5 separate regions of the Mus musculus genome follow, and all the other regions are linked to region 5. A link is a loop called in an ENCODE intact Hi-C map of the cell type or tissue named here. Cell type or tissue: heart. All regions are shown on one strand. Each heading gives the region's core, and the rest is flanking DNA. Links, peaks and the distances in the headings are about the cores only. Region 1 overlaps Gnat1 (guanine nucleotide binding protein, alpha transducing 1). Region 2 overlaps Sema3f (sema domain, immunoglobulin domain (Ig), short basic domain, secreted, (semaphorin) 3F). Region 3 overlaps Sema3b (sema domain, immunoglobulin domain (Ig), short basic domain, secreted, (semaphorin) 3B). Region 4 has its middle 11 kb from the start of Gnai2. Region 5 overlaps Gm34605 (a long non-coding RNA gene).

Region 1 (5,940 bases), core at 630-5,629, 61 kb before region 5:
CCATTGGACAGGCAAACTTTATATGCCCCAGTACAGGGGAACGCCAGGGCCAAAAAATGGGGATGGGTGGGTAGGGGAGTGGGGGGGGGAGGGTGTGGGGGACTTTTGGGATAGCATTGGAAATGTAATTGAGGAAAATACGTAATAAAAAAAAAACTGCTGAGCATCTCTTTGTGTGTGTGTGTGTGTGTGTGTGTGTGTGTGTGTGTATGTGTGTGTGTCACTATGTAGCCCTGACTGGCCTGGAACTTGCTACTTAGACAGAGAGTCTCAAGCTCACACAGGTCCACCTGCCTCTGCTCTCTGAGTGCTGGGATTCAGATCATGAGCTAGTGCACCAGCCCCTGGCTGCCACTGCTGTTCTGGAGGTGATGAGTCTCCTTTGCCTCACCCTAATCCTAGCTACACTCACGTCCGAGCTTTGAGAGCTTCTTGTAAGTCCTCTCCTGGCATTTGGCCCTGTCCGCTGTCTTCCACCATCTTTTGTTTCTCTGCTTCGCTGAGCTCCTGTGCCCACAGTTCCAAGTGCTCAGCCAGCTCTTATGCATTCTATGATCTGTCAGATGAACATCTGTCTCACATGCCCTGGCACTAGGTGCCATCCAAGAGGCATGCCTATAATCCCAGCACTCAGAGGCAGGAAGATGGTGAGTTCAAAGCCAGCCTAGGCTACCCAGTAAGACCCTGTTTCATAAAACAAGTAAGCAAAAACTCCTTCTTGATCATAACCTGTCCCAGTAATGTTTTCCATATCCTTCAGCCTCTGTCTGACGCCATGAGTTGGATCCACTAATCCCCTCTGAGATCCCACAGCCCATGACAGGCTGGATCCTTTACCTTGGAAGAAGGTAATCTTCCTACATGACTGATGTCTAGTACTGGGAACCCTACATCACTGATGTCTAGTATTAGGACCTTAATAAATGTACAGGACACAGAATGGTTGAGTTTCCCCCGCCGACCCAAGGAAGGACAGCAGATCTGGTGCAAAGGTTTATTGCTGAGTCTGCAGCTAGCTAAGGGAGGGAGAGGTTGTGCCCTAGTCTTGCTGTCCAGAAGCATCTTGCCTCTTCCAGCAGCACTGGCTCTGGTCCACAGGCTTAAGCAAAGGTTGTAGAAGTGGCTGGGGGTTGGGGGACATTGTCTCTAATGGTTTAGGCCTGGTTTTCAGTTCTCCCTCCTAAGGAATGGGCCCTGAATCAGGAGGGACAACATGGTCACATGGAATTGCCTGTAACCTCACATGGGATATTCTTTGCCCATGGTTGATCAATAGGGGTTGGACTCTGCTCTGAGCCACCCCTCAGCATGGCTTCATTATTGGTCATAGCTATGTCAATAATACCCTCCTTCAATACAGCATACCTTGACCAGCCAGCCCTGAGTATTGTGTGTGGGTGGATGAGGTGTGGTGTGGAAGTGTCCAAGGACAGAGGGGCAAGACCCAGAGGGAGAAGGGACTGGAGAAACCCTGAGTCTGATGTTCGGGAATGGGTTTGGCTTGTGTCTTTCTTTCCCTGGCACCCACGTCAAAGTCACTCACTTCTCTATACGAGGCTTCAAAAACCAGAGCTTGGACTTTGGAGTCCTCAGGCTACTGGGAGGGACAGTCACTAACCACTGGGTGGACACGTGTTGGACTTGTCATATGCAGGTAGCAGGCTGGACCGGCCTACTGCTTGAGGGAGGGATACCTCAAGTCCTTCGTGGAAACTGGTGAGGGAGGGCTGTTTGTGGAATGGGGATCTGCTGGTGAGCTGCTGCTGCTGCTGGGGGTAGCAGAAGAGGCTGGAGACAGACGGGTCACTAGGGCACTGCTGAGTCACTGTGAGTTCCAGCTGTCCCAAGTCCTGAGGTGTCCTAGCTCAGGCTGGCTGCTGTAGGTCCAAGAGGCCAGTGCAGCCAGGCGGTGAAAAGCAGGGTCGAGTTGGGTACTTGGGGGAGGGTCTGCACTGCAAGCCTCATGCCTTTGGGTGTGTGGCTACAAGAGCAGCAGCTTGTGGAAAGGACGGTATTTGAGGGGACTACAGGGCTACAGGGCTGCAGGGCTACAGAATCTCAGGGCAAGAGACACACCTGAATTCAGGTACCTGTGAAGAGAAGAAGAAATGGAATCTCAGGCTCCTTGAACAGCAAAATAAATGGGATGGGGCGGGGATGGGGGCAGCCCTGGAATCAGTGCATCTGGAGGTTGGGAAGGGATGAAAAGATGTTGAGCTAATGAATAGGGGGAGGGGCTTCTGGTAATGGGTGGAACCTGAGAGCAGTGGGGCGGGGCTTAGGAGTGCGGCAGTCAGTCTGAAGCAGTGAACCTAATGAGGAACTAGGGGCAGGATTAGCGCCCTGAGATTAAGGCGAAGGATGGCGGAAAGTCTGGCTAGCTAGGACTCCACCTCAGAAGAGCCCGCAGTCTTTGAGGTTCTCCTTGATGATAATGTCGGTGACAGCGTCAAAGACAAACTTGACGTTCTGTGTGTCGGTAGCGCACGTCATGTGGGAATAGATCTCCTTCACATCACGTCGCATGTTAAGCTCCAGGAACTGCACTTTGATGTAGTTGCCGGCATCCTCGTAAGTGTTAGGTCCTGCGGCAGAAGAGCAGCATTCGCTCTGCGCGGGAAGACCTTCTCCCGCGGGAAGGCGCGCGCGGCGGGAATCGTGGGACTGGGGCACCGCCTGGCGGCCGGGCCTAGGGATCTCACCATCGTAGTCGGGGAAGCAGATGCTGAGGTGTGCCTTTTTTATCTTCTCGGAGAAAACGTCCTTCTTGTTGAGGAAGAGCACGATAGACGTTGTGGCGAAGTAGCGATGATTGCAGATGCTGTTGAACAGGTGCAGGCTCTCGTGCATTCGGTTCTGGGGAGGGGAGCGGCTGTTGGGCATCAGGCTACGCAAGCAGCTGCCCCTGGGTCTCTGCCCTCCCGACACCAACGGCTCCCAGACAGCTTCTGTTCCGTGAGTCTCACTGGCTCCCACCCCGCCCTCGTCCGCCCCCCTCCCCAGGGCTCCACCTCCCTTCTCAAACACTCAGGTCCCACTTGGCACTCACCACTTCGTCGTCCTCCACCAGCACCATGTCGTAAGCGCTCAGCGCAGCGATGAAAATGATGCACGTCACACCCTCAAAGCAGTGGATCCACTTTTTGCGCTCGGAACGCTGCCCGCCCACATCGAACATTCTGTCGGGTAGAGCCGGGTCCGGATTTAGATCGGTGTGTCTGGTCGGTCACCTGGATATGCCCACTGCCCCCCAACCCCACCCCCGTCCTCCTAAGCTAGCTGGAGAGCCCTCATCTCGCTTGGCATCTGAAATGACCAGCCTTTCTCCTGGCAAGGACCTTCACTCAAGACACTGACGTCCCAGTGAGTCCAGCTGTGCTCCTAGCGCAGGGGCCTTACCTGAAGTTGAGGTCCTTGAAGGAGAATTGAGTCTCGATAATACCAGTGGTTTTGACACGAGAACGCAACACGTCCTGCTCAGTGGGCACATATCCTGGAGTCACCAGACGCTCTAGGTCTGAGAGATAGCTGAAGAAGACCACCCGGTCCGAGTGGGTGAGTGGCGTGGGCGATCACACCCGCGGGGTCCTGCCTACTCACCTCCCCTGCCCTCCTGCATCTACATGTGTACTCACTAGCCGGCGGAGTCATTGAGCTGGTATTCTGAGGCTCGGTCAAAGCAAGCTTGGATACCCGAGTCCTTCCACAAGCGCTGAATGATGTCTGACATCTCCTTGGGCATTGTGCCTTCCTCAATAGTATCTGCCATGTGCATGAGCTTCCGGGCATCATCCTAGTGGTGGGGCAGGGTAGTGGTTGTGAATCTGAGCCTAGCTAGGTGCCATGAGCCTAACCATCATCAGCCTGCCTCCTGCCTCACCTGCCGGGCTGAATCTCCATACTGAATGTTGAGCGTGGTCATAGCCCGAACGATGGCCAGGATGGACTGCAGAGTGTTGCCGTAGATGATGGCAATGAACTCGAGGCATTCCTCCAGCGAATACCCGTCCTGGTGGATAATCCTGTAGCCAAGACCAGCAAAGTTAGAGCCACCTGGGCAAGTAGGGAAGGACAGGTTCTGATGTGCATGCACCCACCCACCACTAGGGGGCCTTAGGATGGGCAGGGAACACTCACTTCATCTGTTTGACAATAGTGCTCTTCCCGGATTCACCGGCACCTGAAAGGAAAGCTGTGCTTCAGAGCCGCACTTCTTTTGGATCAGAGCCCTGGGGTGCCAACTAGACCTCTAGATAGTCAAAGTATCATCATTGCCCTCATCTCTATTCAAAGTAAAGTCTTTAAGACCCCTGAAGAAAGCCGGGCGTGGTGGCGCACGCCTTTAATCCCAGCACTTGGAAGGCAGAGGCAGGCGAATTTCTGAGTTCGAGGTTTACAGAGTGAGTTCCAGGACAGCCAGGGCTATAACAGAGAAACCCTGTCTCGAAGAAAAAAAAAAAAAACCTGAAGAAAAATGGCTGTAAGTGACAAAAGGGACCTACATCAGTTAAGGGACCTCAACTGTGTCCAGTGGGAAGGAGGAGGCGTCCCAAAACTCTGTTGTGTAAAGAAAGTCGGGCTGGTGAGATGGCTCAGTGGGTAAGAGCACCCGACTGCTCTTCCGAAGGTCCAGAGTTCAAAATCCCAGCAACCACATGGTGGCTCACAACCATCTGTAACAAGATCTGACTCCCTCTTCTGGTGTGTCTGAAGACAGCTACAGTGTAGTTACATATAATAATAAATAAATCTTTAAAAAAAAAAAAAAAAAAGAAAGTCTTTAGTATGCTGCGAGATCAAAATAAGACCCTCTAGTGCCACCTTGTGGAGATTTTCAGTACCACATGCATAGGACTATCCGAATGGACCAGCCTCTGCTTTTCACCTGAAACTAGGGAGATGTCTCTGAGAGACTCAGAGGGAATTAGCATCCTTAGATGGGGGAGAGGACAGAGCCGATATCCTTTCTGAGCCTGCACTCCTTAAGGGTGTTGGATACAATTAATGGGATTTCCGGCTTAGCTTTGGCCTTTCTCTTGGGGCTCTGGCTTAGTACCTCTGGCTGCCCTTCTAAAGCAGCAACTTTCCCTTTGGGGTTAAGCAATGGTACCCGCATGTCCCCTCAATACCCACGGGATCATGAGGTTGGCTTTATTTATCCCATGTAGGCCTCAATATCTTTCCACTTCCTTTTTTCCTTTTGTGTAAGCCTGGCTATTCTGGAACTCACTCTGTAGACCAGGCTAGCCTCAGACTCAGAGAGTCACTTGTTCTTGCCTCCCAGTGCTGGGATTGAAGGCCTGCGCCACCACTGCCTGGCATCTTTCCACTTTTAAAAGCTGTCTCACAGGTCTACTGATGACCAAGTTCTGGCACCCAGTGCCTTTGTGGACCTGGGTGATCCTAGAGTTATTCTCAGACCTTATTCTCAAGAGAGAAAGAAAAGCCAAGAATACCTTGCTGAGCAGGCCTGGAAAACCCACAGCTATAGTCTGAGGGCAAAATGTGCCTGAACACACACATTCATACAATGGTGTTTGGTATACCCTTCTGCAGAGAAGAGTGTCCCCAGGGGCTGGAGAGATGGCTCAGTGGTTAAGAGCACTGACTGCTTTACCAGAGGTCCTGAGTTCAATTCCCAGCAACCACATGATGGCTCACAACCATCTTTAATGGGATCCGATGCCCTCTTATGGTGTGTCTAAGAGAGCGACAGTGTACTCACCTACATAAAATAAATCTTTTTTTTAAAAAAAAGGGTCCCAAGAAATTATCTTGGGATCCTTGCCTTGGGGACTATGACATCATCACCTGGCCTTGCCTGGGAATGGCTCCCACCACACTGTCATTCTTCCTCCGTCTAAGGAATCCCTGCTTCAAGGAGAGGCTGTTTGCCTAGCCTGACTGCCCGGCAGCTGTCCCCTCCCCATCGCTGGCCCA
Region 2 (5,940 bases), core at 613-5,612, 53 kb before region 5:
TCAGCAAAGGCATGCGGTCCATGCCCTGACAAGAAGGGCTCGCTCCCTCCCTGTGTTTTGTAGATCTTGACAGCTCTTCAGCAGGGAGATCTCCATGGAGTCTGGGGACTGTGTGGTCTCGGGCTGGCCCTGGCAACTCCCTAGGCCGGGCTGGGCATTGCTCAGTCATGTGCCATTGCTGACCAACACGGGTCTAAGTTCTGGATAATGCTGCCACCTAGGCAGGCTATATACAACCCACCAATAAATACTGTCTTTGCAGGGGTAGGGTATGTATAGAATATAGATATTTTTATATATATATATATCTTTTATATTAAAAGGGATGAGGGGCTAGGCTGGTCCTATGCAGGCCTCCAGCAGCTGGCCTCATGTGTCCGGAGGGTGGTGGCGGCGGTTCCTCGGCTTTTTCTGGTCCTGGAGTTCAGGAGGCCTAAGTGCTCCTGGCGCCTCCCTGGGTCTGGGGGGCACGTGGCGCCAGTAACCCTGGCAGTACTGATGGATGAGGCCCACTTCCGGCTGGGCTAGGAGCTGGGCCAGCTCCTGGTAAGGAGGCGTTGGAGGGCCTGTGCCAGGAGGTGGAGGGACGCTCACAGCCAGTGGGGGGAAGAGGGCAGCATGGACGGCATCCCGGCCCAGTACATGCAGCTGCACCCGCGTGACGATGTGCTTGAAGTTGTTCTCAGTGGCCGTGCAGGAGTAGAGGCCGCGGTCACCAAGCTGCAGGGCGCGAAGCAACAGCCCCTGCTCTGTACGCAGGAAGCGGTCCTCTGCGCGAATCTGCAGGGGCAGGGGGTGGGGCTCAGGGGTTGGGTCACCACTCCAAGGCCCTAGCCAGCTTCCAGGTGAGACCACCACGTTTGTGACCATTCCAAGTAGAGACACCCACGTGGCATTTTCATATTCCAAGAAGAGAAAAATAGCCCCAGGTACTGTTTGTACGTGAGAGGGATATGAATAAGGTATCCACAAATATTCCCACTTTCAGGAAGGATGATGACCCGGGGGTTGGGGTTGGGGGGGCGGTGGGCGTGGTTTCTGAACAATGAATGAGAAAATTTTGGAGCGCACACAGAATTTCCATTTAATGAGAATACCCAATTGCGACACCCGCATAGCATTTCCACGGGAAGAGGAACACGGGGAGGGCTTTCCCAGAAAATATCCACAGAATTTCCATATACTGGAGCTCACCCACGTGATGTTCCAAACAAGAAGGTATAACCCCGACAGAGTACAGATACGGAATTTTTTGTTCTTTTGGGTTTCTCTGGGTAGCCCTGGTGGGGTGCTCCTGGAACTTGCTCTGTAGACCAGACTGGCCTTGAACTCAAGAGATCCGCCTGCCTTTGCCTCCCCAGTGCTGGGCTGCCCCAGGCTGGCCACACTAGTACATTTCTCTCTCAAGGACTCACCGCTGTAAAAGAACTCCCATATCCACGGTGCAGCATAGCCCCTGGGGGTGGGGGTGGGGGGTGGGGAAAGGACACAGGAACTCACCTCACGGCGCCGATCACTGGGATCTCGCTGGAACAGCCACTTGACAGTGGCTTGAGGTGAGCGGGGCTGACACTCAAGGAAAGCTGCGCTGCCGGCCACTCCGTACTGCACAGACTCTACGGCATTCTTGTTTGCTGTGGATCAAGAGGACCCTGAGTGGAAGCAGCGCTGCTCCCAGGCCGTCTGCTCAGTAGGGAGAGGCAGACAGCAAGGGGCACCCACACACCAAACAGGACCACATCGCTGGGTGACTCTCCATTGAGGTGGCTTCCTAATCCCAGACCTAAGGCCACCCATCCTGCCACCCAGGGCACCATACGCAAGTCTGGACTCTGAGGGTGTCTGCGGGCTTTGGGCGCATTGGACTCTAAAACACGAGAAGCCGCTACAGGAGGTGCCATGGGCTTACTTACCATTGGAATTGAAACCACGGCACTGTCTGATAGGGTTCCCGTGGCGGACATCTTGCCGGCGACTCCGCCTGGATGAGGGTTAACTCCTAAAGGAGTGCTCTTGGGAGGCTCCTGGACCCCCAAGACTCTAGAACAGGGTCCTGTGCCCCAGGGCAGCTGTGTCCCCAACTCTCAACCCCCACCTCAGCCTTATCTCCCTCCAACCTCCCAGGGCTTTGGATAGAATCCCGAGGTTCTGGCGGTCTGTACCTCTTGGAGGATGCTGTGTAGCGAGAGCAGGCCTGGCCATCCCAGGCACAGTAGGGATCGCGGGCAAGGCAGCAGTCGGCACAGGCAGCTCCATAGGCCTGGCAGCGGTGCAGGCTCAGGTGTGTGACACCCACGGCTGAGGCCACATACAGTTGTTGCTGGGAGCAGGAGCAGGAGCAGGAGGAGTCAGTTCTCTCCTCACAGACAGCCCTGTCAGCAGCCAGTTGGGCTGGATTCCTTTTCTGACTCCTAGCCCTTATGCCAAGGGCATGACCCCAACGGGACACAGGCTCCAACCTCACTCCAGCCCACACTGCCAAGGACTCACCCTCTTGGAAGAGATGGTCATGGTCTTAACAGGTGCTGGTTCCTAGAAGAAAGCAAGGGGTCAGCGTCGGCTCCTGAGGAGTCTAAGGTCAAGGATGGGACCGGAGAGGGTCACCGAGGCGTGGGCGGGACCACCTACCTTGAAGACCTCCACTTCCTCTAGCATCAGCTCTTCCACCTCCTGGTCGTCCTTGGGCAGCACGATGACCTTCTGCACTGTCCCGCGGTCTGGAACGGGCCGGGCAGGACCTCAGTGGGGCTGAGGATGCTGGGGAAGGGGCAAAGCCTCAGCCCCTTCCCCACCAAAGCCCCATCTCCTCTAGGGCATTGGAGCGGGGCTTCCATGCTGAGGTTCAAGAACCTCCCTTGGACGGAGGGGAGAGTTGTTGGGGGACGGGAACAGGACAAAGGGGCTCACAGCCGGGGTCTGCCTCTGCACCCAGACTCTCAATTTGGGCCCTACCAAGAACAGAAAACGGGCAGCTGAATTGGATGTTGCTATGATTTTGAAGGTGTGTTTAAGTAAGCACGCATGCATGCGTTGTGTATGTGTGTATACGGGCAAACAGTTAGAGCCCTGTATCCTAAGTTATTTTAAAGTCCTGATATAGGGTGGGCCCCTCAAAATGGGAAAAGAGATGGTAGTTTTCCCATTCCTAGCTTTGGCTATTCTGGCCAAGGAGGGCAACCCCTAGCTGGGCAGGCTCTGGCCTCAGGATCAGCTCCTCCCATCCAGTGGGCCCAATGTGGGAGTGTCTGAGAGCAGCAGTGGGTACCTGTGCCCAGGAAAAGCACCTCATAGCGTCCATCAGCTGCATCCACCTGGTCCACAGCGACAGTGGTGAGGCGGTAGGGAGCGCCTGTACGGACCACCAGGGGTCGCCGCTGGAGCGGGTAGACGGCCTGGTACATGAGCGGATGAGTGCGCATGAAGTTGATCACTTCATCAGGGTAGTCCTTAGTGGACTTCATCGAGGGCGTGAAGGTTCCACCAGGGCACTGCAGGCAAATAACGAGTGTCAGTCCTAGGCTGCCCACGTGGGGCATGTGCACCCGTTAGCTGAGGAGAAGTGTCCATACTGTCTCTTCAACATCCACCTGCTTCTCTCCAAACCCTTTCCTGCTTTCTGTCCTCCCCACAGATCTATGCTGTCACACGCCATGACCTTGTGGCAGCATCTGCCTGAGCTGACCACTCCCTTCCCATGTTCTCATCTCCACCCAGCTGTCTCCTTCCTCTCTGGCTGTCCCTCTGGCTGGCTCACTGCTCTTTCCTGTGCAGTGGGGCCAGAGGCCTCAAGATCTATGCTCTCCCCTTCCCCCTGATGCTGTCCCTACTGCCCTGGGCTCAGCCTGTCAGCCTTTCAATTCCAACTTCATTCTTGAAGGAAGCCTCCCCAGACCCCTTCAAAGACCAACCTCCCCATGCTGGCATGGAGCCCACGGTCACATCAGCCACACACTCAGGCCACACGTTCGGGCTCCTGTGGCAGGCCCAGGCCATACCCAGATAAAGTGAGCCAGCACTCAAGGCTGCAGAATGAGCACAGCCTGGCCCTGCCCACTCCTCATCTCCTTTCCTGCTGTTAGCCGGCCAATCTGACTTCAGCCTACCTCCAGCTTTGCTGCGAGGATCCTTCCCACTAACCTTCACCTCCCCAGAAGCTGGAGTGACTTCCATGGATTAGCAAACTACTCCTGGCCTCTCATCTACATCACTACAGACGGCCTCTCATCTGTCTCTAGATCCTGGGAGGCTGCTTTCTTTACAGCCTGATGTATGTTGTGTAAATAATAGTTCTCTTTCTTCTTCTTCTTCTTCTTTTGCCTTTTGTTTTTTGAGCAGGATCTTTCTACATAGCCCTGGCTGTTCTAGAACTCATTGTGTAGACCAGACTGGCTTGAAATCACAGAGATCCACCTGCTGCCGCCTCCTGAGTGCTGGGATTAAAGGAATCTGCTACCATGGCCAGCTGTGAGTAGTAGTTTTCTAAGTATCGTGTGTTTCACTGGACCTGTTGACTGGAGGTTCATTATAGTGGAGCCCATGTCTACAGAGGGCAGCCTTGAGTAGGCCTCTTAAAAACAAAGGAGAGGGGCTGGGGAGATGGCTTAGCAGATAAGAGCACTGGCTAGTTAGTTCCCAGCAGCCCACACAGAGGCTCACAACCTCTGTAACTCCAGGGCATCCAATGTCCTCTTGTGGGCTCTGCAGGAGCTAAGTGTGCATGTGTCTATACATGCCAAACACCCATACACAAACCAAACAAACAGACAACAACAAAACAAAAAAACAGAGGATATGACTTTAATCCCAGCACTTGAGAGGTAGAAGCAGGCGGACCTCTGTGGATTTGAGCCCAGCCTGATCTACATAGGGAGTTCCAGGACAGCCAGAGATACAGTGAGGTCTTGTCTCAAGATAGAAAACAAGAGGGAGAAGGAGAAGGGGGAGAGGGAGGGGGAGGAGGAGGAGGAGAAAGAGGAGGAAGAAGAGAAGGAAGGGAAGGGAAGGGAAGGGAAGGGAAGGGAAGGGAAGGGAAGGGAAGGGAAGGGAAGGGAAGGGAAGGGAAGGGAAGGGAAGGGAAGGAAAGGGAAGGGAGAAGGGAGGAAAGAAGAAGAGAAAGAGAGGGGTACGTACTGTGCCAGGCCGAGGATAGGGCATCTTTCCTGAGAAGGGCATCCATTGATAGTTGGGGCCCTCCTTGTGAGCAAAAGGCCCATTGAAGACCATGCGGATATCAGCCATGGAGTAGACACACACTGCAGACCCTCGGAACACAGAGCTGTGTGCAAACAGGTTACTTCTATGGCTGGGGCAGACCCTGGGCCCACGGTTCTCCCCATCTCAAGGCTACTCCACAGCTCACAACCACACCAGGGTCTTCCACAAACCATAACCCCCAAATCCTTCCACTGTTTACCCTAACTCCAGCCTTACCCTGAAGAGGTAAAGACAGCATAAATGACTGGGTTCCTGACGTCCTGGGTCTGCTGGACAAACACATCCTCTGAAAAAGGGGAGAAGGTATTGGGGACACTGCTGCCTTAGGGAGGAGTCTCATGGACCCGTCCACTCCTGCCTTCTGAAGGAGGCCCCCTAAAGGCCCCCTGACCTCTGATCCAGCCTCCACCCCTCCTGCTGCAGCCACAGGACCCTGCCGGCTTGTTGAACACTCACGGAGTTCGTCGAAGTGGGTCTCAATACCATCCTCGCCTGGCACGGAGCAGACGAGCCGAGCCTTCAGGAATGTGCTCCACTTGTTGACCAGGCAGCAATGGCCACCGTCATCGTTCTGGGGGTGGGGGCAGAAAGCCAGATTAGATCAGTTCATTCACCGCCCCCAAGACCAGCTGGGGTAGGTCTGGGGTGTGGCAGCAGAGCCTTTTAGACACTTACGAGGCAGATGCGCCCGATGCGGGCATACACAGCAGGGTTCTGTGGCGCCTC
Region 3 (5,940 bases), core at 665-5,664, 140 kb before region 5:
AGAAACAAGGATCATTGGAAGCCAAAGGTGGACAAGGAAAATGGGTGCTGGCATTGACTCACTTTAAAGGGTATGTGAACTTAGCCTTCGGAGGATGAGTCCATCTAGGTGAGTGGGGGATTGGGTAGACTAGAAACCTCAGTGCGCGCGTGGGGGGTTGAGGGCTTTCTCTCTCCAGATGGTAGAGGGTGGGTCAGGAGTCTAGGTGGGCACAGTTGGGGCATCACTAGGTTGTGGAGCTAAGGACAGTAGAGGATGAGACAAACTATGATAAGGGAATCTGACTCACTGAACGGTATGAGGTACAGGCCAAAGGCCTCCTTAGGCAGGGCATAGCTTCTCTTAAATGGGCCTGGTTAGGAAGGGTGGAGCAAGGCACACCTGGGTGTGAGCTGCCTCCCCTGCACCTTGGAAGGTCCACTGCACATGCGCCTGGAGCGAGCGGGGCTCACACTCCAGAAACGCGCTGCCGCTCTCCACACCCAACACCTTCTTCTCCAGCAGCACAGAGTGAGAAGAGTCTTGAGACAAAAGATGTAAAAGTTCAGACAAGGCTTGGGTGTGGCAATTTCAAGGGCCGAGGACAGAAGCTGATTGGGGTACTCACCTCCAGAGCATAGGGTGCTGGGGTCGCCATTCCTTATGTCTTGCCTCCGGAACCGTCTGAGGGAGGCATTAAAACCTATGAGCCCTTCTCTGCTGGTAGCAGAGACTCCCTTCCCAGTAGCCCAATCCAGACTCCAAACCAACCCACCTCTTGGCCGTAGGCTGGAAGCGTGTGCAAGCTGATCCATCCCAGGCGCAGTAAGGATCACGGGCCAAGCAGCATTCTGCGCAGGCGCGGCCTAGGGCAGTGCAGCGATGCAAAGCAATCTGGGCCACTGCGCTGCGCGATGCTATGTAGAGTTGTTGCTAGAGGGCACAAGAGTCTCCAGTCTGATGGAGGACAGCCCTTACCTGGTTCCCTTCAGTCAGATAGCCTTTCCCCCTCTGGACAGGTGGGAACACTGAGGTTCGCATTGTCTAGCAAAGAGAAGCTAGACCTGAAACTCGGGGCTTTGAAAACCAAGGAGAAGCTAGACAGCTGGGGGGCTGTGGGACAGGGTCACTTCTTCCCCAAGTTGAGTTACTCACCCTTTTAGAGGAGATTTGCATGCTGGTGATAGCGGCAGAGTCCTGAAAGGGAGGCGGGGCAAGCGGATCAGGGCGTAGTGGCTTCAGGTGATATGTCCTAGGGTGACTAAGGATGAGGCCTTACCTCGAACACCTGCAGCTCTTCCAGGAGAAGTCCTTCAGAATTAGGTCGGCTGCCTTTGGGGACTGAGATCACTTTCAGCACTGTGCCCACATCTGAAGAAATGAAAAGAAAGAGACTGTTGGTTTTCCCTAACAAGCTGTGTGTGTGTCTGTGTGTGTGTATGCGCATGCGTGCCCTGTCTCCACCATCATCATGATTGGGTCATGAAAAAGTAACAGTTATGGGTTGAAACAATGACCAGAGCCTCCAGAAAGTGGGGCCACAGCCCAGGCAAAGATGTAGATATTAGACTTATCAGGGACAACTGCTACCTCCCGGCCAAGGAACCTGGAGGGGACTCTCTGTCCTATGGGCCATTGTGATGAGACCCTGACCTGTACCAATGAAGAGAACATCGTAGTGTCCATCGGCAGCTGCTACTCGGTCTGCGGCGATTTGGGTGAAGGTGTACCCAGCTCCCACTTGTAGGAAGAGAGGGCGCCCCCCCATGGGCAGGACTGGGTTGTACATGAGAGGGTGGTTCCGAGCAAACTGGATAACGTCATCTGGGAAGTCCTTGGTGGAGCTGAAGGTGCCAAAGGTCTTGCTGGGGCACTAGAAGGCAAGGTGCGTCAGGCAGAGATACAGGGTTTTGTGGTCAGCCCTCCGTTCAAAGCCTCTGGGATCGTGAAAGGTAAGATGTGACAAGGACCCTAAGTATCTATCTGAGCCTTTCCTTGGCGAACCTCAGGCTCTGAGGGGCACAGCTCTATCTTTTATGATGGTGACATTTCCCCACCCTTCCAAAAGGACGGAATCACACTGCACCCTCACCCCCAGCAAAACTCCCAGGGCCGGGCTGAGTCAAATTCTCCACCCTTGAGACTTTGAAGTGGATTACTGCAAGCGGTCCCTAGCAACGCACCATGCCAGGTCTTGGGTAGGGGACACGACCCTGGTAGGACACCCACTGGTGTGTAGGCCCCTCTTTGTGAGCAAAAGGTCCCAAGAAGGCTCGGCGCACATCGTTCATGCTGTACACGCACACAGCAGAGCCCTGGAAGACACCACTGCAGGCAATGGAGAGAGCAGAGTGAGGAACCCCGGCAAACTCAACTGGCTGCCCAAGGGAACTGCTTCCTGCCCCTCACCTGGAGGTGGAGAAGACAGCATAGAGAAGAGGTGTCTGGCGGTCTCGGGAGGACAGAAGGAAAACATCCTCTGCAGGGAAAGACAAGGGTGGTGGGGCAATGCTCACACACCTCAGGCTCCTGGACTCTTCACCCCGACTCCTCCCCTGATGTTACCCCTCATTCAAGACACTCACGAAGTTGGTCAAAGTGGGTGTCACCCTCAACTCCAGGTACTGAGCACACAAGCCGCGCCTTCAGAAATGTGGTCCATTTGTTGACCAAGCTCCGCTGGCCACCCAGGTCATTCTGCTCACAGGATCAGAAGGGATGAGAGCAAGACCATCGCAGGCAAAGGGTCAGGGGCAAAGGTAGAATTGGCCTAGTGTCTCCTTACCCTGCAGATCTGGCCAACACGAGACACAGACATGCGCCCCATTGCTGGTGCTGCTTCCACAGCGGACTCGCGGAAGAAGAAATAGATTTTATCGTCATCAGGGTTCTCACTCTCTGGGATCCAAAAGACCTTGACAAACTTGGGTTCTAGCAAAACAGGAGGCACGGTATCAGCGGGCCTGGTCCTGGTCCATGACAAGGATCTCACAACCAGAGCCTCCAAGACCCACCCTATGATCGGCATCTGCAAGGCAAGAAGCAGCCACGAGGGGGCAGTAGAGACCATAGCTACGAGCGCAAGCGGGCTGCTCCTCTCCCCTTTACAGGGCTTTCTGACCATGCCACACTTCCTTAATTTGCCAGGAAAAGAGGGAGATCGGGTATCTGTTTTCACCTTCATTCACAAATCTTCCTCCCTAGCAGATCAAATACTCCCTGTTCCTGTTTCGGTTTCTCATGCTGTCCCATGCTAAAGGACTCCAGCCCTTGAGAGTCTGAGTTTCCTATCAATGCTAGTTGCTTGAGCCTTATCTTTGCTGGTTTTTTGCCTCAGGGCCTTTGCGCTCATCATTTCCCTTACCTAGAATGCTCATCCAGTTCTGTTGGCTGGCTTTCTTGTGTTCTGGAAGCTATTAATAACCCACAGCCCCTCCCAACAATAGCTTCCCTTATTCAACCCAGACACCTTTTTCCTTTTCTGTTCTTTCATCTTGCACGGCCACTGGCATGTACCTCAGCATATCCTGGCTCCAAGACCCATGGGCTCAAAGACTCCTGCCTGCCTCTGCCTCTGTGCCTCTGGCTCAGGGATTATAGTAGATACATGGAGAGACTTCAATGTGGCTCCCTCATTCTGTGGCACCTTCCCTATCGGAGGAGGGCAGCCCCCTCCCAGGGTCCCCACCAGTGTCTCACCATTGAGCCAGCGGGAATCATGGGGCTCTGTTCGGAGACTCGGATTCTGACCAAGGCTTCGAAAGATGGTAAAGTCCCGGCCCATAAGGTCTGCTGTCACCCCAGAATACAGTTCTTCCCCTGCAGACAGGACAAAGGGGTACTCAGCCAGCTATGAGCTCTGGGGGGGGGGTGCTCCTGGGACACGTGAAGTTCTAGAACTTCTAAAGGGTTCTAGAGTTCTATTGGGTGCCAGCCTTTGGACTCACCCACCAGCACCGAGGCAGCCCGATGCCTTGGGTCATAAGGAGTCTTCCCCTTGCCGTCCTCAAGTTTCCTCCGGTCCAGTTGAAGCATGGGTTCCTGGGGGCAGGGCAGGGGAGTTGTTAATGTCAGGTCCTTTGTCACCCTTCCCATCTCTCCACTGTTTAGTCCTGGTCTTACCTCCAGCCGGTGGCCCACCTCCACAAAGGCACAGGTTGGGTGGAAAGCCCCTGTGCCACAGGCCAGCAAGTGGGTGTGGTTGTAGGTGTGCAGCAGCTTCACGAAGTTCATGCACTCGGTCTGGTGGGCAGGTGGGGCGGGTGCAGTCAGGCTTTCCCCAGGGAGGCAGCCCGAAGGAGTTGCAGGTCACTAGGGGCATCCCCATCCTGTCTCTCTTCTGCATCAGCCCAGGGAAGTACTAACATGAGTTACAGGGACCTGAGTGGCCTTCGTGACAATCTACCTTCACAGGGTAACTACATGAGGAAGTATAGATACACACAGCTCCCCCTGTGACTCAGAGCCCCCCCCCAAGAAGAATCATATAAGCTCCCACCCTGAGTCACTGCCTTATCTGCCTTGACCTCCCTGCCCCTACCCCAGCCATAACAGGCTAGCCTCTCTCTCAGCCCTGGGATGGGGGGGCCCAACTCTCTTCTGCACACTCCCCTTCGAGTAGCCCACACTCACACCAATGTCCTTCCCTGCCCAGTTGCATTCTTCACGCCATTCCACGGGGGCGGGCCAGGCCAGCTATGGGGAGGGAACACAGGTTAGGGATTTGGGGCGCTCTTTATTTTGGGGGTTTCTCTATTCAGTTGCCCACCCCTTGGAGATTCTCTAGAGTCTAGACAGACTGGATTGGGACCCTAAGGCTTTTTCCTGAGCCAGCACTGACGCTGAGTAAGGTTAGGGGTCCCGGGCACCTTCTTGGCTCGCTTGCTGATGTTGTCCAGGCTGAGGGAAGCCACGTGGTTCTCAGCACCCACAAACAGGCGTCCACGCTCCTCATCCACCAGCAAGGCTTCATAACAGCAGGTCCGCTCCAGCCTGAAGGTTCGGACACCATGCCGGGCCTGTAATTCTGCAGGGAGAGATACTTCTCAGTACGTAACAGTGCCAGGAACTTCCTCAAGGCCCTGCCTGGTCGTCTATCTGCAGACCAAGGTTATTTGTGTGACCCAAGACACACACATGGACACGTAGGTGGATGTGAGCTTACACATATGAAGACTGGCCCACCCGGGTGCATGTACAGAGTCACAGGGTGGGTGGTGCATGCCCCCCGGAAAGGGGAAAACAGGTTTGGGAAAACATGTGTAGGCAAGTGGGCTGGCATGCTGGAAGGCAGGCTTATGGACAGCAGGGTTCTAGGAGAGGCAAAAGGAAGACAACTGACAGGACAGAATCCATCCCTAAAATGTCAGGCTGGGGGTCCCTTCCCTGTCATCCTACCGCTAGCTTGGATTTAGCAGAATTGACCAGCAAATGCCACTCTGTGCCCAGGGACCACCCCTGTGTGCAAGGAGTATAAGAAAGGGGCTCTGACAGTCCCCAAACCTGGACTTAACTACTGAAGAGTCATGGAATGCTTTGGGATGGGGGGGGGGGGGATGAGTCGGAGGCAGGGACTGTTGCTATGGAGACAGTAGGGGTCCTCCTTGGGAAAACATGAGCAGAATGTGGGCAGAGAGGTTGGGGGCTGAGGCTAGGACAGGGTTAACTGGAGATGGCCCAAGAAAACCCACAACCCAACAAGTAGTGAGGATGCGCATACTGGCACCAGCAAGTCTTTCCATATCGGGCCCTTTTCCTGTTCAAGCCGGCCCCTCCATCTGCCAGGTGCACCTACCTTGAAAGGAGAGCCGAAGGCGGGGAAGGTTAGGGGCAGTATCCCCTAGCCCTGCTACCCAGAGAAGGGCCAGGCCTGGGATCATGGCGGCGGCCTCAGCCCGCCCCATGCCGGCAGCTCAGGGCGCTCAGGGTTCAGCAGGCGTGTGTGGAGGAGCCTTCAGCAGT
Region 4 (5,940 bases), core at 669-5,668, 91 kb before region 5:
CTTCGGTCCCCAGCACCCACATGGCAGCTCACAGCTGTCTGTAACTCCAGTTCCAGAGGATCTGACACCCTCAAACAGACATAAATGTAGGCAAAACATCAATGCACATGAAAAAAAAAAATCTAAGTTGGGCACCATAGCACACACCTTTAATCCCAGTACTTGGGGGGTAGAGGCAGGCAGACCTCTGAGTTTGAGGCCAGCCTGGTCTACAAATGAGTTCCAGGACAGCCAAAGCTACTTAGTGAGACCCTGTTTCAAAAAAAACAAAACAAAACAAAACAAAAAGAGGAATTATTTATGTGAGGGTTTGCCTACATGCATGCATGTATCTAAAGGTCAGAAAAGGGTGTAGGATTCCCTGAAACTGGAGCTACAAAAATGTGGGTGCTGGCGACCAAACCCCAGTCCTCTTGAAGACTAGCCAGTGCTTTTAGTCACTGAGCCATCTCTCCTGCCCCTCCGTCTAACATTTTAAAATGATCGTGCGTATGTATAAAAATATCTTCATGTAAGTACATGTATGTGAATATAGGTGCCCTCAGAGGTCAGAAGAGGGTGTCAGTTCCCCCACGAGCTGGAGTTAATGGCATTTGTGAGTTGCCCAACCTGGGTGCTGGGAACTGAACTCTGTTATCTGCAAGAAGCAGCAAGTGCTCTAAACTGATGAGAAATCTCTCCGGCTCCCAAATCTAATATTTTAAAGATCTCTCTGGCTTCTATGAAAAATATAGCCTACTGACAAGAAGGAAGGCCGGGAGGCAGGGAGTAGCCATCAAAGGAGGGTGTTGTAGTGAAGCCGGTCCCACAGGGCTGTGCGGTGTCTCCTAGGAAAAGAAGGCTTAGGTGTGTGTATACAAATACATTAAGAAGCTGTTTTTTTTCTGCTTCCTCCAGCCGGCCTGGGATTGGTTGGTCTCCCTTTTAGCCTTCCCCGAAGGCTTAGCCTTTTCTCCAAATATAGGCAGTTCATTACAAAGAAAAACCTTTTAAGGCTGGGCGTGGTGGCTATTGCTTTAGTTTCAGCGTTTAGGAAGCAGAAGCAGGCAGATCTCTGTAAAGTCGAGGCTAGCCTGGTCTATATAATGAGTTCCAGGCTAGTAGGGGCTACATGGTAAGATCTGGTCTTAAACGAACAAACAAATTATTGTAGATAATGTGTGTGGTGGATAATGAAAGACAGCTTTGTGGAGTCGGTCCCCGCACTCTATCTTTAAGTTTAAAGATATCCTTAAGGTTTCAGGGATTTAACTCAGACGTCAGGTTTGCACCCGTGGGCCTTAACCGATTGAGCCATGTAGTCGGCCCAAGAACACTTCTAAAGTCCCCATAATGGTGTTTTCACCTTTCTGCACCCCTTCATCTACAGGAAGTATTTCTGCCAGCCTGACAGAGTCCACCGGAGTATTTCACTCTGTTAAAAGCTGGGGGCTGCTCAGGCATGGATCATAGAACTGCGCGATGAACACCCACAATGGGGTACCGCTTGTCTTCAGACTTTGCATCATAAGTCCCCGTTGGCGACATCCTAAGTTCTCTCATTGCATCCCCACAAAACCAAGCTCCCGGCCGAGTTGAAGCCGGAAGTGGTCTCCTGGAGAGCTGCCCGCCTCTTCCGGGATCGCTAGGCCACAGCGCGCGACTTCAGAGGCTTCCTCCGCGGAGGAGCGGCGCCCCCTGGCGGGCACAGAGCGATACGGCTCAGCAACCGTGGCGGCCGGGCTTCTCATCTTCCTCTCTCTATAGTCTTCACTTGCCTTCGGCTACCACTTGTGGCTTCTTCCACCTTCCTGGTCTTCTTGTTTCTTGCCTTGGGCTCTAGTCTCCCCTCCGCGGAAGCGTCGGTACGTGGCCGTTGAAGCCTAGTTCCACAGAGCAGCCCTTGTTTGGCATCTTCTTGCTTGCCCCGCACCCTATTGCTCTCCTCTTCTCTTGCCTGGTACCAGAATCCATCCATCCATCCAAGCCGGCGTTCCTTGTAGCCATTATTAGCTGGTCCTTAGAACGCCTCCAGTGACAACTCTCTTTCCTGGTGCTTCTTACACTCTGTTTAGGACTCTCCCTCTCTTTCTGTTTTTACTTCACAATTGAGATCGGAGATTAGAAAGTGATTTATGTAGTTCTCCACTGGATATCTTGCCTGCTTCCTGAAGACCAAGGCTTGGGGTGGGTCAAAGTGTCCAGCCCGAGACGTGCGCTGTGGGTGTTGGAATGCACTGTGGAGTTTGACCCTAAAGTCAATGGGTAGGATAAGGACAGAAACTGAGTTCTACCTGAAGGCGCTCAGTGGGACTGGGTTGAAAGCAATCCATCCCCACCAAGTGAGAGAGGGGATCTGGGTATTGGTTGAGAATATAGCTGAATTCTCAATTGGTAGAGGGCTTTGTAGCATGCGTGAAAAACCCGTCCCTGGCACTACATAAACTGGACAGGATACCGAATGAGAATGTGTGTGATCCTAGCATCTGGTAGATGGAGGCTCGGAGAAAGGGTCTCATGCAAGGTTAGCTAGCAAGTGGATCCAGACTGGATCCCTGTGGTATTTACCTGCCCACACTACCCAAGTGGAGATGCAAGCCTGGGATCAATCAGCTCTTTCACCCTTTTCAGCCAGCTTTTTTCTTCGTGTATTATCTGGGTCCCCGCACAAGCTTGACTCTGGCTATTGACCACCAGAGGGCAGCAGAGGCCGCCAGCTGAAAGTTTGGGGGCCTCAGTGCTCACGGCTCAGGCTGAGCAGGCTGGCTGTGCTTGGGTTTGAGATGTAAAGGCCTTGGGTTTGTTGTTTGTTTGTTTGTTTGTTTGTTTGTTTGTTTGTAGGTTTGCCTAGGACTCCCTGTGTGAACTATACTTACTACCTTGAACTTGTGTCTATCTTCCCGTCTCCGATTAGGATTGGAAATTTACCACTGCCTCACCTAGCTCTTGTGAGGGTTTTGTTTTTTGTTTTGGTTTTGTTTTGGTTTTGGTTTGGTTTTTCAAGACAGGGTTTCTCTGTGTAGCTCTGTCTGTCCTGGAACTCACTTTGTACACCAGGCTGGCTTCAAACTCAGAAATCCACCTGCCTCTGCCTCTGCCTCCCAAGTGCTGGGATTAAAGGCGTGCACCATCCCCCCCCTCTTGTGAGGTTTTGAAAGCAGGTTTCTCTCTCTCTCTCTCTCTCTCCCTATCTCTCTCTCTCTCTCTCTCTCTCTCTCTCTCTCTCTCTCTCTCTCTCTCACACACACACACACACACACACACGCTCTGTTTGTGCAGGTTCCTATAGAAGTCAGAAAAGGTGTCAGATGCCTGCAACCAGAGTCTCAAGTGGCGGTGGTGAATCACCAGGTGTAGGTGCTAGGAACTAGACTCAGGTTTTCTGGAAGAGCAGCCAGTGCTCCTTCCTACCTGCTGGGCCTTCTCCAGCTCTCTCTCTCTCCAAAAGCAATGTTATCTTTCAGATTTTTGTTGTTGTCGTTGTTCAGGGCTTTTCTTTCTAAGTCATTCACTGGTAATCAAGTCTCACAGCTACAAGTTGTTTGAAAGAAAGGCGTTTGCTTAGAGTTTACACTGAGATCAGAGCAAACTCCTGCATGTGTCCTCTAGCGTCTTGCCACATGTCCCTTACTGTACTGGGCTCATCTGGGGCTCGGTGTGTGCTGGCTTCCATACTTGTCAGGGGGTCCCCAGTCACACCACACTCTCTGATTCCCAGCTGTCACTGTCCCCCTTCTTTTACTGTCTTTCAGCTCAGTTCCTCCACATCCTTCTACCTAACTCCAGCCCATCCCCCAGCCAAGCTTCTGTCTCTAGTTTCCTTTCAGCAGTGAATTCTGGTCTGTTTTTCTTTCTTCCTTTTTTTTTCCATTTCATTTTATGTTTTAAACTTTAAAAAAAAATGTGTATAAACGCATACGTGCAAGTGCCATGAAGGACAGAGGCTTGGGAACTCTCTGAAGCTGGAGTTTGAGGCTGTTGTGGGCCCGCTGATGTAGATGCTGGGAATCAGTTTGGGTTCTCTGGAAGAGCAGTACAGATGTTAAACCTCTGAGTCATTTCTCAGTTCAGCCACTAGGGCAATCTATGTAACACTTATATTTACTAGCTAAAAAAAAAAAAAAAAAAGGTGTGTACATCTTTAATCTTTAATCCTAGGACTAGAGAGTCAGAGGCAGGTGGATGCGTATGAGTTCAAGGTCAGCCTGGTCAAAAGAGAGTGTTTTAGTCTAATTAAAGTTACATATCAGGGGCTGGTGAGATGGCTCAGTGTGTAAGAGCACCGGACTGCTCTTCCGAAGGTCCAGAGTTCAAATCCCAGCAACCACATGGTGGCTCACAACCATGTGTAAGGAGCTCTGATGCCCTCTTCTGGTGTGTCTGAAGACAGCTACAGTGTACTTACATATAATAAATAAATAAATCTTTTAAAAAAAAGTTACATATCAGAGGCTAGGCGATGGTGGCGCACGCCTTTAATCCCAGCACTTGGGAGGCAGAGGCAGGCGGATTTCTGAGTTCGAGGCCAGCCTGGTCTACAAAGTGAGTTCCAGGACAGCCAGGGTTACACAGAGAAACCCTGTCTCGAAAAACAAAACCAACCAATCAAACAAACAAGCAAAAAGTTTGGCAGATGGGAGATCTTGTCTCAAAAGATTGGGAGACAGGGAGAGGTTGGAGAGATGGCTCAGTGGTTAAGAGCACTGGTTGCTCTTCCAGAGGACCTGAGTTCAATTCCCAGCAACCACAGGGTGTCTCACAACCATCTGTAATGGGATATGATGCCCTCTTCTGTCATGCAGGCATACATGCAAATAGAGCACTCAATGCATAAATAAATAAATCTTAAATATATATATATATATATATATATATATATATATATATATATATATATCATCTGTTTTTTAAAAATGACCATCCAAAAACATAAAGCAAAACAACAACAAAAAACCCCCAAAAATCAAAACAAAAGAAAACTTAAAACTCTTTGAGTCCCACTGAATCAGATCTCACTCCTCTTACATTTCAGGGCCCAGAGCACCTCCCCTCCAGTGCCCACTGGACACATCTATTTCCATCTGCTTCATCCAGACTCAGCTCAGTGACCTCCAGGCTGTCCCTCCTATTCTCAGGCATATGAGGATCTCAAGCCTTTCTATTGGCTGGCCCTGCTCACTACAGAATTTCTGAACTTAATTTTTTTTTATTGTTGTTGTTTTGATTGTCAAAACAGGGTTTCTCTGTGTGGCCCTGAGTGGCCTGCAACGTACGCTGTAGATCAGGCTGGCCTGGAACTCACAGAGATCCACCTGCCTCTGCCTCCTGCCTGAGGTCTGGGACTGAAAAGTGTGTGCCATGATGTCCTGCTCATACTAAGTATCTTCTAACAAGTGAGATAACTGTGTTCATTACTAATGCCTCTCTGCTAAAGGTGCCTTTATCCATGGTCACTGTCATTTAAGAGTGTTTGGCATGTAGAAAAGTCTCCATAAAAATTTGAGGATGGGGCTGGAGAGATGGCTCAGTGGTTAAGAGCAGTGTCTGCTCTTCCAGAGGTCCTGAGTTCAATTCCCAGGAACCACATGGTGGCTCACAACCATCTGTAATGAGATCTGATGCCCTCTTCTGGTGTGTCTGAAGACAGCTACAGTGAACTCATATAAATAAAATAAATATGTATCTTTTAAAAAAATTGTGATGACAGTGATATAGCTTGGTATTTGACCCTGTGCCTACCCTGTGTGAGTCCTTGGGTTTATCCCCAGCACCCTCCCCAGAAATGGGACTGAAGATCTAGCTCTTTTGTAGAGCACTTGCCTAACATACGTAAGACTCTGGGGTCAATATCCAACACCACAATAGCAAAGCAAAACCTTGGGGAATGAATGGGTGAGTCACTCTCCAGGAATGTACACATGGGCGAGCAGAGGTGGGCAAAGCTGGCTGCTGGGCAGGGAC
Region 5 (5,940 bases), core at 552-5,551:
GCCAGGACCTGGCAGATTCTGCTTATCTCTGCATAAATATTTATCAGGCTCCAGGGCCTAGAGCCTGCAGCTGGCTAGGAGAGGGGTGGGGAGCAGGGGGGCAGATGCTGTAGAAGGATCTCAAAGCCCTTTCCTAATGAGGGTGCTGGGAGGGGAGAGTGCGGCCCTGGAGCCTCTGGGGGAAGAGGACAGATGGACAGCGGGACAGAGGAAAGGAGAGCTTGGGTATAATCCAGCAAGCAGACCTTGTGTGTGTGTGTGTCCCCCCGCCCCCCGGAAAAACGGGGAAGGAGGCCAAAGAAACAAGGCTACTTGAGGCATGGTAGTCTTCTTAGACTGTCTTCCCATCTTGTGTTCCTCACACACAGTTGGCTCTTATCATCACCATCCTCCCGGGGTAACCTCATTCCCCACACAGTCCTGGGCCCCCGCACTGCCCAAATGTCCTGAGAGTGGTACTTCTGCACCATAGACTACCAGCCACAGTGCTCTCCAGAGCAATGTTTTTTCTAGATCCCAGTGTCTGCAGAGCTTATTGCCTTTGCTGTGGAGGGAATAGCGCCTGGTGCAAGCCTCTTACCTTTTCCCACCATCTCTCCCACCCCACACCCGCCTCCCAGAGCGCCCCAGGCCTTTCCCCCTTCTCAGCACCCTGCTCCCATCTTCCAAAAATGTCCCCCTAAGCTGCTGCCTTTCTCCACCCTCCAGATCTGGGCTCCCCCTTTTGCCCACATGAGCTTCTTTTCTCTTTAGTCACGGGCGCTGCAGACCTAGGTGAACCACGCAGACTGGCCACCTGGGGGAGGGGGTCTTGTCAGATCCTCAGCCTAGCTCTCCTGCGAGCCACCGGCACCCTGCCGCTGCCTCTCCTCATTGGCATGCTGGTGAGACCCACAGGTGGAATCAAAGCTCTCCGCAGCACAGAACCGAGCGGGGAGACAAAGACTCCCTCCCCGGCCTGGGGAAGAGGGGGACTATGGGTAGAGGGGGCATATTTTGGGGCCCAGTGTTTTCTTCTCAAACACTCCTAAAGATAAGGAGGACAGCCAGAGCCAATGAACACCCCGGTAAATAATGAGGGGACAGGGGGAAGGGACAGCCTCAGGCACAGCCTGGGGGGGAAGGCTCCCTCCCAAAGCCCAGAGCGCTCATTAGTGGAAGCCTACGGGGAGAGGCAGCTAAGTGGGTCAGCCCTCCTCCCCCAGCTGCCTGACAGGTGTGGGAGGGGAGGAGGCGTCTCAGCCTATTGTCCCTCTTGGAAGTCAGTTCTTTTCTGAGCCCCTGTCCTTTAACTCTCCCCTCTTCCTCAGCTCCTGCTCACCAAGCCCTCAGCCATGGTTCACCAGCTCCCCAACCCTGTCTTTCCTTCCTCATCTTTTTGCTCCTGTCCCCTATCATCTCCACCTCCTGACACTGTCCTTCAAAGGGCCACTACCTCCTCCCAGGGAGTCCTCCCTCCCTCCCTCCTTCTCTCCTCCCCATTTCCTGCCCCCACCCCTCTGAGCTTCTCGGGTACGCTAACACACCAACCGTGAATGTGGGGGGGCGGGGGTGGGGTGGCTCCGCCAGCCTCCCTAAGGCATCCTCCAGACTGAGCCACACCTGGGAGAAATTGAAATCTTAGACTCTTCCCCTACCCCCGCTAAAGAAGCAGACATCCCTGTCCGGGCCACGGAAGGCAGTAAAACAGCTCCGCTGGGGCCAGGTTGTGGGCTGTGCCAGATCAAGCATTCAGATTAAAGGAAGGAAGCCAAGCAGGGCATGTTGCAGGCTCCTAGCCAAAGCCTTTCTGCCCTGGTCCCCTCATGCCAACTGTCCTTGGGCATCCAATCTGGGGTCCCAAACGCCCTGTCTCCAGTGTCCCCACTCCAGTCACACTGATGGTCCCAGAGGATCTATGGAGTGGAGGAGAGAGGGAGGGGATTTCAAAGGTGGGTCTTTGTGCAGGACGTCTGGGTTCTACCTCCCATATATGGGTATATAGATGAGGGAGGGCAAGACACACAGCCTGTTAGCTAGTTACCCTTCCTTCCAGGTCTCAGCCAGGTTTAGACTATATCTTGATCAAGGATTTCCCTTTTCCATCCAGGCTGCCTTCTTCAGGTAAGAAATCTCTGCACCTGTCGGGCTGGTCCCAGGACAAGGGATAGATCGCAGATGAATATCTGCCACTCTTGCCACCAAGGGAAGAGCTGAACAACTTTCCTGGTCTTCACCAAGTTCCATGGCTGCTCCAGGTCACCGCAACCTGATTAGATCGAGTCTGGCTGCACAAGAGTTAATCTCAGCCTCCCACCCCCTTGCAGCAGCTGCAGATCTCTCCAGCTTCTCTTCCCAGCATCCTCTAGGTCTTGCTCTTTGTCTTTCTTCTCTCTCTCCCTGGGGCATTGAGGGTACATCTAAAGGCCCAGATCACTCCAGAATTGTAGAGTATGGTACCGAGGCCTGTCAGTTTCCACGGGCTGTGGACATGAGGGCCTGTCAGCTCTTCAGAGGGTCTGAGACTCTAGCTTTCAGCTTGCCAATCCTGTCACCATCCTACCCAGCAGGTAACCCTGAACCTGAGTTGATGGCCTCCGATCTTGAGGTTTGACAAGGTACCCAGGTTGGAATCAGGCTTCAGCTTCCCCAGCAGTCACCTCCACTTAGACAAAGGGTAAAGAAAGGCCCGTGGGCCTCCCTAGCTCCCATTTGAGAGCTCTAGTAACTCCCCATGGAAGGTGGAGCTACAAGCTTCAGGTCTGATGTGAACGACGTCTGAGTCAATAATTATGCATATACACGAGGCAGAAATGCATTTTATCGACCCAAGAACTTCTTTACCTGGGTAGGAAAGGATTGCTCGGAGACTGGAGCAGCCACAGTATACAGGGCCATCCTGGTCCTTGCTCCACAGCCCCAGAGCTAGGTGCTGTGGCTGTGGCACTACCTTTTTCTTCTATCTTTTTAGAGAAAGGGGCTCATTCTGTAACCTTGGCTGGCCTGGATCTCACTATCTAGACCAGGCTGATCTGTAACTTAGAGAAATCCACCGACCTCTGCTTCCCAAATGCTGGGATTAAAGGTGCATGGCACCTTGCCAGGTGACAATGTTATAAAAAGATTTTTAATTATGTGTATGTGTATGAGTCTGTGTGGGTGAGTGAAGATGCCCACGGAGATCAGAGGGGTCAGATCCCCTGGAGCTAGAGTTAGAGGTAGTTGTCAACAGCCCAAAGTAGGTGCTGTACAGGAGCCGCACGCATTCCCAATCATCTACTGAGCCATCTCTCCAGCACCCCCCACCCCCTTTTTAGTCAAGGCCAAAGGCCTCACTATGTAGCTCAGGTTGACCTTGAACTTATAAGTCCTACAGAGTAACTCCCAAGTGCTAGGATTATACACTATATTGCAGACATCTTTGTAGCTAATGAAGCTTTGGAGGACCCCTGAGCAGGTCACAGCCTTGACGACAAAGTACTTTATGGTCGGAGTTTAGCAGTATTTCCCTGTCTTCAGCTTAGGAAGAAGTGTGCATTTCTAGTGCCTCAGGTCTCTGGCTTACTACTGCTCAACAGGCCTGGGCAGATGATGGAGTGCTGCCACCTTGTGGCCACATTCGGCATTGTGTTCTCAACAACTGGGTCTCCTGAGAGCAACCTCCCCCTCAATCACTCCACCTGTCCCTTAGGGCATTCACCCCTCCGGAATAGGGGTGGCTGGACCTCGGCACCCTTGAGATCCCCCAGCCAGACTTTGCATGCCTGGAGAGCTTAGCTCAGGCCTGGCTACTCATCTGGGCTTTGAAACTTGTTTGATGCACAGCCATGGCAGCTGCTCCTGGATGGTCCTCAAAGCCCTGTAGCAGCTGTCCCAGCCAAGGGCAGTCTGGACTCACAAACCCTGGAGGCTTCCTGCAGGTCAGCCTAGGCTGATGGGGAATTTGCATTACCTCAGCAGCACACACCTTCTCAAACCCAATCAAAGATGTTTAGGAGGAAAGGCACCCCATAGGCTGGCTAAACTACTGACAGTGGGGTTGAAAGCAGGAGAGTATCTGCGCCCTTAGGACTTCAGCCTTAGTTATCAGGGGTGAGAGCTATACAGTGCCAGGGTGCCTCAAACCCAATCTTGTGTGAGACCTGATCCCCAAGTCTGTAAAATTAAACAAAACAGGTTCAGATGCATGGTAGCAAGCGTGGCTGAAGAACAATGTGAAAGGCTTCCCCTGACAAGCAGTGTAAGGACTCAAGTACTCCTGTAGGTGTGCTGCAGAGTCAATCTAAGGTTTGAGATGGCTGAGGGCGGGCTGCCTTCTGCAGGGCAGACACTATCATCCAAGCTTTGGCGAGCCCACTGCAGGTAATTAGGAGCTTCCAGAGCCTATCCTACCTGTACTCACCTGAAGTCATCCATGCTGGCTGTCAGGTGCAGCTAATTAGGTTGCTATGACTGCTGCTCAGGTGGTAAAGTCACTGCCCTCCCCCTAGAGGCTTCTGGAGGTAGGACTGGCTGGTCGTCCCCAGGGCAGACACTTGTCCAGCTGACACATCCAGTGCCCAAGCATAGGGAATGCGTGGCCTCATCTCTGAGTGGTTGCCATGTATGCCCACACTTGGGAGGTTTACATTTGGTCTCGCTTTGCCGAGCAAAGCTGCAACACACCTCTCCAGGGAACTACTCAGCTGGCGGGGACTGGCCAATTTAAAGTCCTTCCTATTGTACATCCCAACTGTGTAAAGTCCATGCCTGCCTGAACAGAGGCTACCTTCACTGACAATAGCAAATCAGTGGGGTTTAAAGCAATTTCACATTGGCTGTTAAAGCACCCATCTGAGTTGGACACCCACTTTGTGCCTAGCTGCAGTGGTACACCCATAGTTCTTGCACTTGAGAGGATCTTTGTGAGTTCAAGTCCAGCCTAGTCTTACATAGGGAGTTCCAGGAAAGCCAGGGCTATATAAACTGCTCCCTCTTCCCTGGTAACAACCTGGAGAGACAGATCAACAATTAAGCACTGGTTGCTCTTATAGAAAATCTGAATTTGATTCCCAATACCCGCATGAGGGCTCTCAGGGGATCTGCCATTACTTCTGGTACACAGATACCGACATGCAGACATAAGAATGACATTTCTCATGCACTAGGCCTTAAGATCAATTACCATTGCATTTAAGTCTTTTTGCCCTAGTGTTACGGATAGAAGCCCCATACACGTACGTACACAGCCATTCCGCCTGCAGGCGAGGAGTGCTGGGGTGTGGACACCTCCATTCCAGCAAAGGACGAGGTTTTAGCTGAACCACTGTCAAGACAAGGAGGACCATACCCATAAATGAAGCACTCTGGAGGCTGAGACATGAAGACCCCAAGTTCAAGGCTAGCCTGGGTTACAGAGTGAGACAGAATAAACAAGGGCTGGAGCTGGCTCAGTGGTTCAGAGAACTCACACTTGATTCCCAACACCCACACGGCAGTTCCTAACTTCAGTTAACACCCTCTTGTGGCTTCTGTGGGCACTAACTGAATACACATAGATCTAAAATTGTTTTTTAAAAAGTGAAGAGCAAAAACAAAGGGAGGTTCTATTTTGATGAGCAGTAACCTAGTCATGTACTCTCTGCCCTGGCAGGTCCGGAACCTGAATACCGGGACAGAAGCAGTCAGTCCTAGCCATGCTTAGGAACTGGGAGTAGAGGGAGTCAAAAGATTACCACAAGTACCAAACCAGTCTAGGCTACATAAAGAGTCTCTTAAGGCTAGCTTAGGTTTTATAACTCATCTTTAAAAAAAAAAAAAAACAAAACAAAGAAAAACCACAGATCCAACTGGCTCAACAGCCTTTACCACCCATTCTCTCAATAAAGACACAGGAAACCCAGTTTTGAAGGTATTTCTTTTGTAAAGGAGCCAGACGTGGCAGCTAGACTGAAAATCTTCCAAAATTCTGTACAAATGTAT

Evidence for each region. Peaks named below come from ENCODE experiments on the same cell type or tissue, not always from the same donor. Only the 100,000 strongest peaks of a DNase experiment are listed, where the experiment ranks them.
Region 1: a loop joins it to region 5, with 4 times the contacts of the local background. A loop is called at or near these places in 29 of 42 quality-filtered maps.
Region 2: a loop joins it to region 5, with 5 times the contacts of the local background. A loop is called at or near these places in 31 of 42 quality-filtered maps.
Region 3: a loop joins it to region 5, with 2.3 times the contacts of the local background. A loop is called at or near these places in 10 of 42 quality-filtered maps.
Region 4: a loop joins it to region 5, with 5 times the contacts of the local background. A loop is called at or near these places in 12 of 42 quality-filtered maps.

Annotation. Positions count from the first base shown.
Region 1 is chr9:107,673,494-107,679,433 of GRCm38, forward strand. It overlaps Gnat1 (guanine nucleotide binding protein, alpha transducing 1), which reads right to left. Exons shown (of 9, transcript NM_008140.3): 2 at 4,138-4,180; 3 at 3,881-4,022; 4 at 3,636-3,793; 5 at 3,400-3,528; 6 at 3,050-3,179; 7 at 2,703-2,856; 8 at 2,394-2,585; 9 at 944-2,090. The coding sequence ends at 2,395. Among named protein-coding and RNA genes, the nearest start is that of Gnat1, 3.2 kb to the right of the region's middle. In heart, for the core only: CTCF peaks have their summits at 2,678, 4,105 (motif pointing right) and 4,869 (motif pointing left); DNase peaks (open chromatin) are centred at 1,783, 2,938, 3,978, 4,838 and 1 weaker place; H3K4me3 peaks cover 1,279 bases; H3K27ac peaks cover 349 bases; H3K27me3 peaks cover 3,874 bases.
Region 2 is chr9:107,682,060-107,687,999 of GRCm38, forward strand. It overlaps Sema3f (sema domain, immunoglobulin domain (Ig), short basic domain, secreted, (semaphorin) 3F), which reads right to left. Exons shown (of 18, transcript NM_001379496.1): 8 at 5,890-5,940; 9 at 5,671-5,785; 10 at 5,431-5,500; 11 at 5,131-5,275; 12 at 3,266-3,488; 13 at 2,629-2,717; 14 at 2,491-2,532; 15 at 2,163-2,320; 16 at 1,914-1,981; 17 at 1,501-1,634; 18 at 1-780. The coding sequence ends at 370. Among named protein-coding and RNA genes, the nearest start is that of Gnat1, 5.4 kb to the left of the region's middle. In heart, for the core only: CTCF peaks have their summits at 3,358 (motif pointing right) and 4,531; DNase peaks (open chromatin) are centred at 713, 2,642, 3,392 and 3,692; H3K27ac peaks cover 1,152 bases.
Region 3 is chr9:107,599,196-107,605,135 of GRCm38, forward strand. It overlaps Sema3b (sema domain, immunoglobulin domain (Ig), short basic domain, secreted, (semaphorin) 3B), which reads right to left. Exons shown (of 20, transcript NM_001042779.2): 4 at 5,774-5,940; 5 at 4,848-5,005; 6 at 4,612-4,674; 7 at 4,102-4,221; 8 at 3,927-4,020; 9 at 3,679-3,798; 10 at 2,765-2,910; 11 at 2,565-2,676; 12 at 2,389-2,458; 13 at 2,163-2,307; 14 at 1,633-1,852; 15 at 1,259-1,350; 16 at 1,135-1,176; 17 at 755-912; 2 more. The coding sequence starts at 5,882. Among named protein-coding and RNA genes, the nearest start is that of Lsmem2, 5.1 kb to the left of the region's middle. In heart, for the core only: CTCF peaks have their summits at 1,736 and 3,016 (motif pointing right); DNase peaks (open chromatin) are centred at 1,788, 2,334, 3,036 and 4,209; H3K4me3 peaks cover 302 bases; H3K27ac peaks cover 1,515 bases; H3K27me3 peaks cover 2,747 bases.
Region 4 is chr9:107,643,094-107,649,033 of GRCm38, forward strand. No RefSeq gene overlaps it. Among named protein-coding and RNA genes, the nearest start is that of Gnai2, 11 kb to the left of the region's middle. In heart, for the core only: CTCF peaks have their summits at 2,670 (motif pointing right) and 4,044; DNase peaks (open chromatin) are centred at 1,668, 2,238 and 2,648; H3K4me3 peaks cover 1,002 bases; H3K27ac peaks cover 1,388 bases.
Region 5 is chr9:107,734,639-107,740,578 of GRCm38, forward strand. Gm34605 (a long non-coding RNA gene) reads left to right here. Exons shown (of 3, transcript XR_001779306.1): 3 at 2,090-2,295. Rbm5 (RNA binding motif protein 5) reads right to left here. Exons shown (of 25, transcript NM_148930.3): 25 at 5,857-5,940. Among named protein-coding and RNA genes, the nearest start is that of Gm34605, 7.6 kb to the left of the region's middle. In heart, for the core only: CTCF peaks have their summits at 3,587 (motif pointing left), 4,450 (motif pointing left) and 5,515 (motif pointing left); DNase peaks (open chromatin) are centred at 3,603 and 4,483; H3K4me3 peaks cover 1,134 bases; H3K27ac peaks cover 1,018 bases; H3K27me3 peaks cover 1,781 bases.